2 separate regions of the Homo sapiens genome follow, and region 1 is linked to region 2. Evidence: chromatin loops called from intact Hi-C (ENCODE). Cell type or tissue: psoas muscle. All regions are shown on one strand. Links, peaks and the distances in the headings refer to the core of each region. The heading gives the core; the rest is flanking DNA. Region 1 has its middle 97 kb from the start of APTX. Region 2 holds the start of LOC107987060 (a long non-coding RNA gene).

Evidence for each region. A loop is a pair of places that touch in the nucleus more often than their neighbours do. Peaks named below come from ENCODE experiments on the same cell type or tissue, not always from the same donor. Only the 100,000 strongest peaks of a DNase experiment are listed, where the experiment ranks them.
Region 1: a loop joins it to region 2, with 2.1 times the contacts of the local background. A loop is called at or near these places in 3 of 110 quality-filtered maps.

What each region holds. Positions count from the first base shown.
Region 1 is chr9:32,902,189-32,907,573 of GRCh38, forward strand. No RefSeq gene overlaps it. Among named protein-coding and RNA genes, the nearest start is that of APTX, 97 kb to the right of the region's middle. RefSeq lists an enhancer at 4,304-5,385. In psoas muscle, for the core only: no CTCF peak of the experiment used is centred there; no DNase peak of the experiment used is centred there.
Region 2 is chr9:32,842,353-32,847,737 of GRCh38, forward strand. LOC107987060 (a long non-coding RNA gene) reads right to left here and starts at 4,380. Exons shown (of 2, transcript XR_007061452.1): 1 at 1-4,380. In psoas muscle, for the core only: no CTCF peak of the experiment used is centred there; no DNase peak of the experiment used is centred there; H3K27me3 peaks cover 353 bases.

The sequences.
Region 1 (5,385 bases), core at 117-5,116, 60 kb after region 2:
AAGGGGCATCTGAATGTTGAGAGGAGTTCAGCTGGGCATGGTCAGAGAGGAGATCAGCGCTAGATGGCCAAACTCCAGGGGAATATCATTTTCCCACTCCATCCCCCTTCTAGCTCCCCACCCACCCCACTGAGAGCGACCTCAATCACCCAATAAAATCCCTGCATTCACTGTCTTTCAAGTCCATGTGCGATCTGATTTTTCCTGGACGCCGGACAAGAGCTCAGGATACAGAAAGCTGTCACACTGGCCCTCTGCCTTGCAAAAAGGTAGAGGGTCCACTGAGCTGTTTGATATTTAAGCTGGACATGGATGGCAAAGCTCAAAGAGCGCACTGTAACACACACCCATTTGGGCTTTGGGAGTCATAGGCATTCACCCCTAGAGCTTCCATGGCGCTGGAGGCCAAGAAAGCACTTGCCCCAGCTCCTGCAGTTGCCCGTCTGCATGCTCCCCGTCCCATAAGGGGTTTGAGTGCTCACAGTAGCCAAACAGACCAGCCACACCCTGTCGCATGTCCTGTGAGTGGGGACAGGGAACTCCCATTTTAGGGCAAAAGCACATATATACTATATACTGCCTGTTTTATTATTGCAACTTTTTTTTTTTTTCTTGCTGGGATTACTTGAGATTTTTATTTTCTGATTGGCATTTCCATGGACTTGCCAAATTGTCTATAATGAACTTACACTACTTTTACAGCTGGAAAAACAAAGTCCATTAAACAAGAAACAGAAACCCAGGTGAAACTGTCAGCCCTACCATCTGCAGCATTTGGGGTCCCACTTCTGCTCAGAGCCCACTCCTCTCTGCCCATTTGGGATCTCCTGGCTCAAAGGCTCCTTAATCTTTAGCACATCCTATACAACTTCATTCTTACCTGAACACTGATAAAACCAAGGTGCTACACTATTTAAAAATCACTGCTTAGACCAGATAATAGTAAATACAAATAATTTCCAAATATCTCTCCAAAGTCATTTCTCAAAATAATCTCTACTAATCCCTAATGGAATCAAAGTAGTCTGGGACTCCCCCCCATCCCCGGCCTCCTATCAAAGACTTACTTCTGAGGGAGTTGAGAGATCTTCGGTTGTAAAATAAAAGATAATAATAAATCTAAGATCCTATCTGATTCTCCCCGCTTTAATTCCTGGCCTTTAAATGCAACATTTGCCACGAGAAAAAAATAAAAGTAAGTTCAGTTCATCTGTCATATTTCTGCCTTCTCCATTAAAGGCATCTATTTTACATATTGTCTTGAGACTTGGCACTATTCAGAGAGATTTAAATAGACCTTGTATTAGTTTGCTAGGGTTGTCATAACAAAGACCACAGACTGAGTGACTCAAATAACAAATTTCTTTTCTCACAGTTCTGGAGGCTAGAAGTTCAAGATCGAGGTGTCAGTGGGATTGGTTTCGTTCTGAGGCTGCTCTCCTTGGCTTTTAGATGTTTTCTTCTCCCTGTGTCTTCACGTAATCTTTCCCTTGTTCATATCCATGTCCTAATAGTATCTTTTTACAATACCAGTCATATTTGTATTAGGATCTACCCTAAGAACCTCATTTTATCTTAATTACCTCTGTAAGGGCCCTATCTCCAAATATAGTTATATTCTGAAGTATTAGGGGTTAGGACTTCAACCTACCAACTTTGGGAAGGACACAATTCCATTCACGACAAACCCGAATCCTGCTTTCTAGAAACTTTCCATCTAAAACAACATGGATGAACAAAAACCAAATTAAGCAAGCACTGAGGAACTCCTGAATGGTGCTTTGGTCCAGTGCAATTAGCACTAGGATTATGGAGACTTTCATTGCCAATATTTTACCCTTAATTTAAATCATGTCATGAACCATGTCACCCAGGAATTTCTAGCATTATGCTTTTCTGTTCCTAAATCCAATATCACCACATGGCACCATAAGCTCTCAGAACCTTCATGTTGGGCCCTGAACTGCTTTGTAACTGACCTTTGATCCTCCCAGAAGGGATCTTCTAAAGTGTTACAGAAAGCATGATTTAATCACTCCATAGACACACCCACCCGCCTGTGTAAATAGGCCCCTTCTCTGCTACAGGCTTAGAAAACAAAAACAAGACTACTTCACGGATTTATCTCTACCTTCAAATAGCCCTAAGTTGCTCAGAAATAACAACAGAAAGGAGAGGAAGCTCTCCCTTCACTATACACTTTTTCGGTGTCTACTGAATTCATAGCATAGCAAAGGTATCATAGGTGAGACAAAGTGAAAAGGAACATAGCCCAGACTTCCAACTACTGGAGGACTTGACAGCCTGGCCACCAGCACACCTCCAGAAGAAATTCCCATTAGGTTTTGTGCTTTTTCCCTCCAGAAAATAGGTAGGTCGTAAGGATGCTCATGAGATCCCTTTCCCCAATTCTCATTGCCTTATCTTTTTAAATGCCAATCCTTTATTTTGACTGCAAAGGTTTTTCGCTAATAGATGGCTATCATTCACTAATAGGTGGCTGTATTTAAAATACAGATTTAAACAGAAGACATTTTCCCTACAAGATTCCAAGAATTAGTTAAAGAGAGTAGTTATGATGCAAACAACCTATTGACAAAAGCATCATCAAACAAAGATGTTTGAATTTGTCATTCTGATAAAATGACCCACAATAGGAATCTTCACAGAGCAAGTTTTCTTCCCCTCCTCCCAATTCAGTATATCACATCTCCCTCTCCAACCCACAAAAATCAATTTGCAGAGATAAATTTACATATAAATAAAAGTATGCCTGCAGGTTGTAAGTTCAATCAATAAAGCCACAAGCATTTGTTAAATGCTTCCTATATGCCTAGTTATGTTTTAAGTGCTTGGAGGTACAAAAGAGCTACATGGAATCTCTCTGGATTCATTTAAAACCTATTTTGTTACATTGAAAATGTATCAAACGTTCCAAAGAAAAAAAAAGAGAGACAAAGCCTCTTCAGGAACCCTTTCCTTTTGCGAGCCTTTGAAGCTCATGTTAAATACTATAGAAGAGTTTTTGAAACTTAGATTCTTAAAGGGAAAAATAATAGGTTGGCCTGAGGTTTGAAAGAAATGTTGTAACAGTCACTGTGAGGCATCCTTCAGGAAAAATAGTGCTTTCAGTGTTTATAAGTTATTCATTAGAAAACTCAGGGTCTAGCTGGCTGACACTGTAGGTGGCAAAGCAAAACTTTCATCCTCATTGGAAGCTAGGAGCTATAAAGCCAGGTGTGGGGTGTGATTTGTTTCTGGAGGGCAGCTCTAAATCACAAGAACATAAAGAAAGGGAGAGAGAACAAGAGCTAGAGATAGAGCAGCCTTGCTGTTTTGTCCATGAAAGGAAATGCTACATGTCAGAGGAAGAGCTGCTGGAGAACTCACTAGCAGAGGGAGGAAGCAAGGAGAAGACCTCATTTTGGGAAGATAATCACAAGAGCTCAGAGCCAATACCATAATTTTTAAACTCAAAAACCAGAACTGTACAGCCTTAAGACTCTGATGCAAATAAGATATTCAGAGTTAGAGACCCAGCATTATTAAGTAGATGATTATAATGAGAGAGTGTGTTTGAACATTTTTATTATGTTTAAAGATAAGCGATTACAGACGTCCCACCTTCTGCATGGTTCTAATGTGTACAAATTTCAGTTACCATAGTTTAGTTAAATAACATCAGTCACCCAACAAAACAACTCAAAGTGCACTTACCACTGTATATTAATGGTGAGTAATCACATAAAATACAAACTTTGCGCTAAACTAAGCCCACAAATCACCATATCAGTAACAGATGGGCATCATGATCAGTAACCAATCACATCACTTCTTTTAAAGTCTGTCAGTGACTGGTCACCAGGCATCTGTTATTCAGTTCAGGTACAGACAATAAAGCATAGAGTTGTATCGCCTTCTCGTCCCCAGTGATAAATTCATATAAAAGTTTACAACAAATCTGAAAGTGCAGCAAAGAAATGAAAAGTGGTAATGCAGAAAATTGAAATTGGTGTGATGAGAAGATTTGAAAATGGCAACATCAAAGCAAAGATAGGACAATAACTAGGCCTTCAGGAAGCTAGGGTATGAACTATGCCGACAAAGTTCGCTGAATATAAAAAATGAGGTAAAGCAGCTTCAACATATTTTAGCTTAAATTGCAGTAGGAAGAGAAAGCCACATGTGGTTGAAATGGAGTGCTTACTTCTGCTTTTGTGTCCGCAATTGGTTCCTTCCAGTGGGTTCTTGGTCTCACTGACTTCAAGAATGAAGCCGTGGACTCTACAGTGAGTGTTACAGTTCTTAAAGATGTCGTGTCTGGAGTTTGTTCCTTCAGATGTTCAGATGTGTCTGGAGTTTCTTCTTTCTGATGGGTTCGTGGTCTATGCTGACTTCATGAGTAAAGCTGCAGACCTTCGCAGTGAGTGTTACAACTCTTAAAGGTGGTGCGGACCCAAAGAATGACCAGCAGCGAGACTTATTGCTAAGAGCGAAAGAACAAAACTTCTACACCCTGGAAGGGGACCCGAGGAGGTTGCCACTGGTGGCTGGGGTGACCTGCTTTTTATTCCTTTATTTGGTCCCGCTCACATCCTGCTGATTGGTCCATTTTACAGAGAGCTGATTGGTCCATTTTACAGAGAGCCGAATGGTCCATTTTTACAAGTGCTGATTGGTGTGTTTACAAACCTTTAGCTAGACACAGAGCGCTGATTGGTGCGTTTTTACAGAGTGCTGATTGGTGCATTTACAAACCTTTAACTAGACACAGAGCGCTGATTGGTGCATTTACAATCCTTTAGCTAGACAGAAAAGTTCTCCAGGTCCCCACCTGATTAGCTAGACACAGAGCACTGATTGGTGCGTTTTTACAGAGTGCTGATTGGTGCGTTTACAAACCTTTAACTAGACACAGAGCACTGATTGGTGCATTTACAATCCTTTAGCTAGACAGAAAAGTTCTCCAGGTCCCCACCGGATTAGCTAGACACAGAGCACTGATTGGTGAGTCTACGAACCTTTAGCTAGACACAGAGCGCTGACTGGTGCATTTACAAAATCCTTTAGCTAGACAGAAAAGTTCTCCAAGTCCCCACCCGACCCAGAAGTCCAGTCAGCTTCACCTCTCACTTTGAATCGAGGGCTGCAATAAAACATAATCTCAATCAGTTCAGCTAGCATCCCAAAGTGTGATCATTGCCATGCTGAAAGAAAACAGTGATTCTAAGGAAGCCAAAGAAACTTCTACTGCCAATAAAGACTGGTTTCATCATTTCAGATGCCAGAATGAATGATTTACAGTAAGCTATCTGATTAAGTAGCTGGTGAAAATAAGTTTTCTGCCGTGAAATTTGAAACAAGATTTCAAGAATTAGTTAAGGA
Region 2 (5,385 bases), core at 105-5,104:
CGAGGGAAGCCTACTATGTCACTGGAATGGAGCAGGGAGGTAGAAAAAAAGTAAAATCAGGCAAAATAATTGGCAAGACCTAATTAAGCAATGGTACTTCCTTGTTTGGCACAATTTTTTAAAGCTCTCAGAAATCTGAGCCAGGGAGACCAGAAAGTCATGAGTCAGTCAATGGGTTTAGAAAATATCCTTAGTTGTTTGTAACTTGTTTGGTTGGGATTTTGTTTGGGTTTGCTTTTGGTGTTTGGGTGTTGGTTTTGTTTGGGTTTTGCTTAGCTTCATTTTAGACAGTGCTGGCGTATTCCAAGCTAGGGAAGCTGGGTGCATGAGAGCTCTATCCGCTAACATCTGGACTCCCTCTGTTTCTGTTGATCAAGTGAGTGGGTTTATATAACAAGAGATTTACATGGATTGAGACAGCTGTGCAAACTCATTTAAAGAAGTCCCAGGTCGAGGTTAATTTGCTTCCCAGTTATCCTGATTCCTACCTACATTCTAGTTTTGTTTGTTTGTTTTTGTTTGTTTTGTTTTTTTGAGACAGTATCTCTCTCTGTCATCCCGGCTACAGTGCAGTGGCTCAACTGTAGCTCACCGTGACCTTGAACTCCTGGGCTCAAGTGATCTTCCCACCTCAGCCTCTTGAGTAGATAGGACTACAGGCACTTGCCACCCTTGGCCATCTAATGTTTTGTATTTTTTGTAGAGACAGGTTCTCTCTGTTTCTCTGGCTGGTATTAAACTCCTAGTTTCAAGTGATCCTCCCACCACAGCCTTCTAGATCTTTTATTTTTTGGTTGTTAGTGATGCTTTCATATCTTCAGATAGATTTCTCTGAGGTTATACTAGCCTCTGCTGGAGAGAGGTCTTTTGTCTTTTTCCTCCCAGGAAGGAGTCTCTATCAGTGACATGGCATGGCTTTAAACTCTAAAGAGCCGGTCTTTAAGCTCTATGCCTCAGTTTATCCATCTGTAAAACATGGACGCTCTCTTGACCCCCAGTTAGAATCTGACTGCTTTGAGTAACTGCTGTAAACTGCAAATCATTTGCAAGGCTTCCACCTCACAGCTTACAACTTCAATTTATGGGTTTTTCTCAGAAATTTCTAAACTTTCCCCCAGGCAAGGCAACCCTGGTTCTGCCTCATCACAGATGGGGTCATTGTATGTTTTGTTATGGCAGGGAAGAACTATATGGCTTATTTACTTCAGATTAAAAAAAAAATTCCCTGAAATGAAGTATAAGCATTCTAAAGCAATTTCCTGCTGTTTTTGCTAAGCTGCATGCCTTTTAGCTCTAAGAAATTGATTTAAGTTAAAAAAAAAATAAGGTGGTGGGGTGGAGGGACTTAACCAAATCACACCAACGTATTTTATTAACAACATGCCTAAGTGGTAAGCTTGCTGCCACTTGATTCAAATGCCTGCAGTTTCTTCTTTTGCAGATATTATTTACTCTCCACCTGCTGCCAGTCACGCACAAATTGTATAACACTGTAGACTGCTCCAACTCTCTGCCTTTTAAGCTGAAATCCCAATGCCAGTCATGTTAATTTACCTGAAAAGATGGACACACTCAGGTATCTCTGAGCCAGGCAGGTTGGCCTTGTCTTAGGTCATCAACAACTTGTTTCAGTAGCGTGCCTATTTTTAGGTATGAATCCGAACAGTTAATTACCCTTAAGGAAAAGGACACACGGGGGCCCACTGTCATGCCTGCAGCATCATTTTTTACATTGGCACTCTCGATTGTTCTGTCCTCCATACACAGTAAGTAGGGTATGGTTTGCATACTGTTTGCTGGGCCACAGTGGATTTGTACCAAGTCAAGTGTATTCCCTAACCCAGTCTTCCCCGGGGCCACTGTTGAGATGGGGTCAGGGGTGCTGCTAGGAGTGGAGAGAGAGGAGAGTCAATTGGAGGAATGGAAGCTCTGCCTGCAACCTCATTAGGATCAACCTTTACTCATCTAGCACTTTGGTCATTGAGATTGACGCCTCCCCTAACTTAAAATACTTATTATGGGAACCAGGACCTCAGGGTGCGTTAAGCAGGCCCAGCTTCCACCCTGCAGTGATTTGCAATTTCCTTGTTGGGAGCGGTGGCAGCATTGTTAGTTCAGAGAGCTGGGCTTTGCCCTTTTGGGAGGTTGTGGGGCTTTTTGCTCCCAAGAGGTGGCTATTACCTTCCTCATGGGCAGTTTTTTTCTAAACAGGAAGCGGTGGATGAACAATTTTACCATGTCCTCCTCTAGTCTTGGGGATTAAAAATCTTAAGTTATTTGAATCGTTAGGCTGTCGGAAGAAAAAAATCAACTAAGATCGCCATTCTGTCTACAGGGTGAAAACAAACAGAGTGATTTACTGGGCACATTTAGCACTCATTTCCCTTGCAGGAAGCTTGGGATCCCCTGGAGGGATAAAGGATGAATATTTATTGGAGCCTAATAATGGTGGAAAAACCTGATTTTGTATTTTTTTTTCTGTGAAAGAAATAGGGTGATTTTATATATTTCCCTTAGGAATTTCTGTCTCAATAGCGTTTTTGCTATACGTATTCATAATCTACCCTGGTAATATTGTCTGCTAAATACTTATAAATGCAGCATGATCTGGCTATATTGCTTCATCATTAATTGAGGAATATAAAATGCAGTCAGGCCTCCAATCAGTGTTTACAGAGCACCTACCATGTCCCAAGCACTGGACTAGGCACTGAGGGATGTAAAAATGAACAAAATTTAGTTATGCCACACAAGAATTATATAATCCTGCTAGATAAACAGAAATGTGTACAGTTAATCACATACGTATACTACTTGAATATAAAAGTCAGGCTTGCCATGGCCAGGAGAAGGTTTAAAGGGTTACACAGGAAGTATTGACATGTTTCTACCCAAAGGGGGGATATCTTTTATTTCATATAGATTTAGAAAGTTATTCATCTCACCAAAAGGAAGAGATTAACTCATCCAGTCTACAGAATAGGACTGGCAAAGACCCCAAAGGCTTATGAAAATGAATAACTTGGATTAGCTTGGTTCTTCATTTTTGAGCTGCCTTTGAGAATATGGATGAAAACACGGGTCCTCTCCTGGAAAAATGCACATATATACCCAGTCTTGCATGTAATTTCAGGGATACATGGGCCACTTGAAACTTCAACATGGACTGTCTAGAGCACCACCAAATTAGATAAGCAGACAAAAGAGCCAACAATGACATTCTAGTAAACATCAATATTTAGAAGTAAAAAGGCATTTAGAGGAAGTCAAACAGAGAAGAGCCATTGAAAGAAACTATGGCATTGTCAGAATTGAGTTGCACTGTGGGGGCTATTCATCCAGGGCAGCTCTCTGGGTCATCAGGCATCACCAGTTGGTAAAATATCCATGTAAATGCAATAAAATAGATGCATTAGTCTGTTCTCAGGCTGATAATAAAGACATACCTGAGACTGGGTAATTTATAAAGGAAAGAGGATTAATAGACTCACAGTTCCACATGGCTGGGGAGGCCTCACAATTATGACAGAAGGCAAGAAGAAGCAAGTCATGTCTTACATGGAAGGCAGCAGGCAAAGAGAGAAATGAGAGCCAAATGAAAGGGGTTTCCCCTTATAAAACCATCAGATTTCATGAGACTTCTTCACTACCACAGGAACAGTATGGGGGAAACCTCCCCCATGATTCAATTATATTCTGCTGAGTCCCTCCCATAATATGTGGCAGTTATGGGAGCTACAATTCAAGATGAGATTTGTGTGGGGACACAGCCAAACCATATCAATAGAGAAAAATGTATTTACCAAAAACTCCTCTAGAGGGGCTTACCATATATGACTGAATGGAATACTTGGATAGCCCACTTGGGAAAGCAATGACACCTCTAAAGGATATACTCTCTAATAACATAGTCACCAAACTGCCTTCCTAGGAAGACAGGTCAGATTAACTACTTGGCTTTTGTTTTCCTGAGTAGACTCTGTAGGGTTGGGGCCAAAGCTGAACTGCTTGGGGTAGGGCTGGGGTAGTGAAAGCTGGGAGGCTTTTTTGCCTTCAATCCTATCTAGTCAGTACACACTTCCCTCTCTCCATCATCATTACCACCATCATCACAGTCATTATCAACATCATCACTAACACTTGTTCTACTCCAGGCGCTATCTAAATACTACACAGACTAACAATGAATGCTCACAACTCTCCTATGATGTAGACATTATGATGTCCATTTTATAGGTGAGCAAGATGGAAGAGATGAAATTTAAACACAGGGAGTCTAAATCTAGAGCCCTTTTTCTTAGCCACAACACAATACTGATAACATTCAAATAAAACTGTTTGTTTTGTTTTGTTTTTTGAGACGGAGTCTCACACTGTCACTGGGCCTGGAATGCAATGGCGTGATCTTGGCTCACTGCAACCTCTGCCTCCCAGGTTCCCGTGATTCTCGTGCCTCAGGCTCCCAAGTAACTGGGATCGCAGGTGCACACCACCACACCTGGCTAACTTTTTGTATTTTTAGTAGAGATGCGGTTTCACTATATTGGCCAGATTGGTCTCGAACTCCTGACCTCGTGATCCACCTGCCTTGGCCTCCCAAAGTGCTGAGATTACAGGCATGAGCCACCGTGTCCAGGCAATAAAACAATTTTAAAGGACAGAAAACTTTGAGACTTCCCAGGTTGCCCATATGCCTTGGTTTGAGCCTATATGTTTTAGACCTTCCTTGAGTCAGAGAAGATGGAGGAGAAATAAAAGAGCATTGTGTCCTAGAAGCCAAAGGACAAAAAGAATAGAGTGATAACTTTCTCAAGTTTTTAGAGACGTGACCTAGGGTGAGGACTGAAAAGTAACTGTTGGTGTAAGTCATGGCCTTGGCGAGGACAGTTCCTATAGAGTGATGCGGGTGCAGATTGCAAAGGGTTGAGGAGCAAATGAGAAGTGGAGAGGAATCATTGAGTAGATACTACTTTTTCAAATTCTTTAGACAAGAGGACAGAAAACAAATCTACTTTGGGATGAGGAACATCAAATTAAACCCACCTACCAGCTGGCCATGGTGGCTCACACCTATAATTCCTATAAAGCACATTGGGAGGCTGAGGTGGGAGGATTGCTTGAAGCCAGGAGTTCAAGGTTGCAGTAAGCTATGGTTGTGCCACTGCACTCCAGCCTGGGCAGCAGAGTGAGACATCACCTCTAAAAAAATTAATTAATTAATTTAATTAAATAAACCTCCCTGCTCTGCTCTTTTGTAGGAGAACATTTGTGGCACTCCTATTAAAAACTAGGCAATAAGTTTCTTATCGTCATCTCACTTAATTTTCACAATAGACTCATTAGGGTTATCTCCCACATTTTACAGATGAAAATACAGAGGCTCAA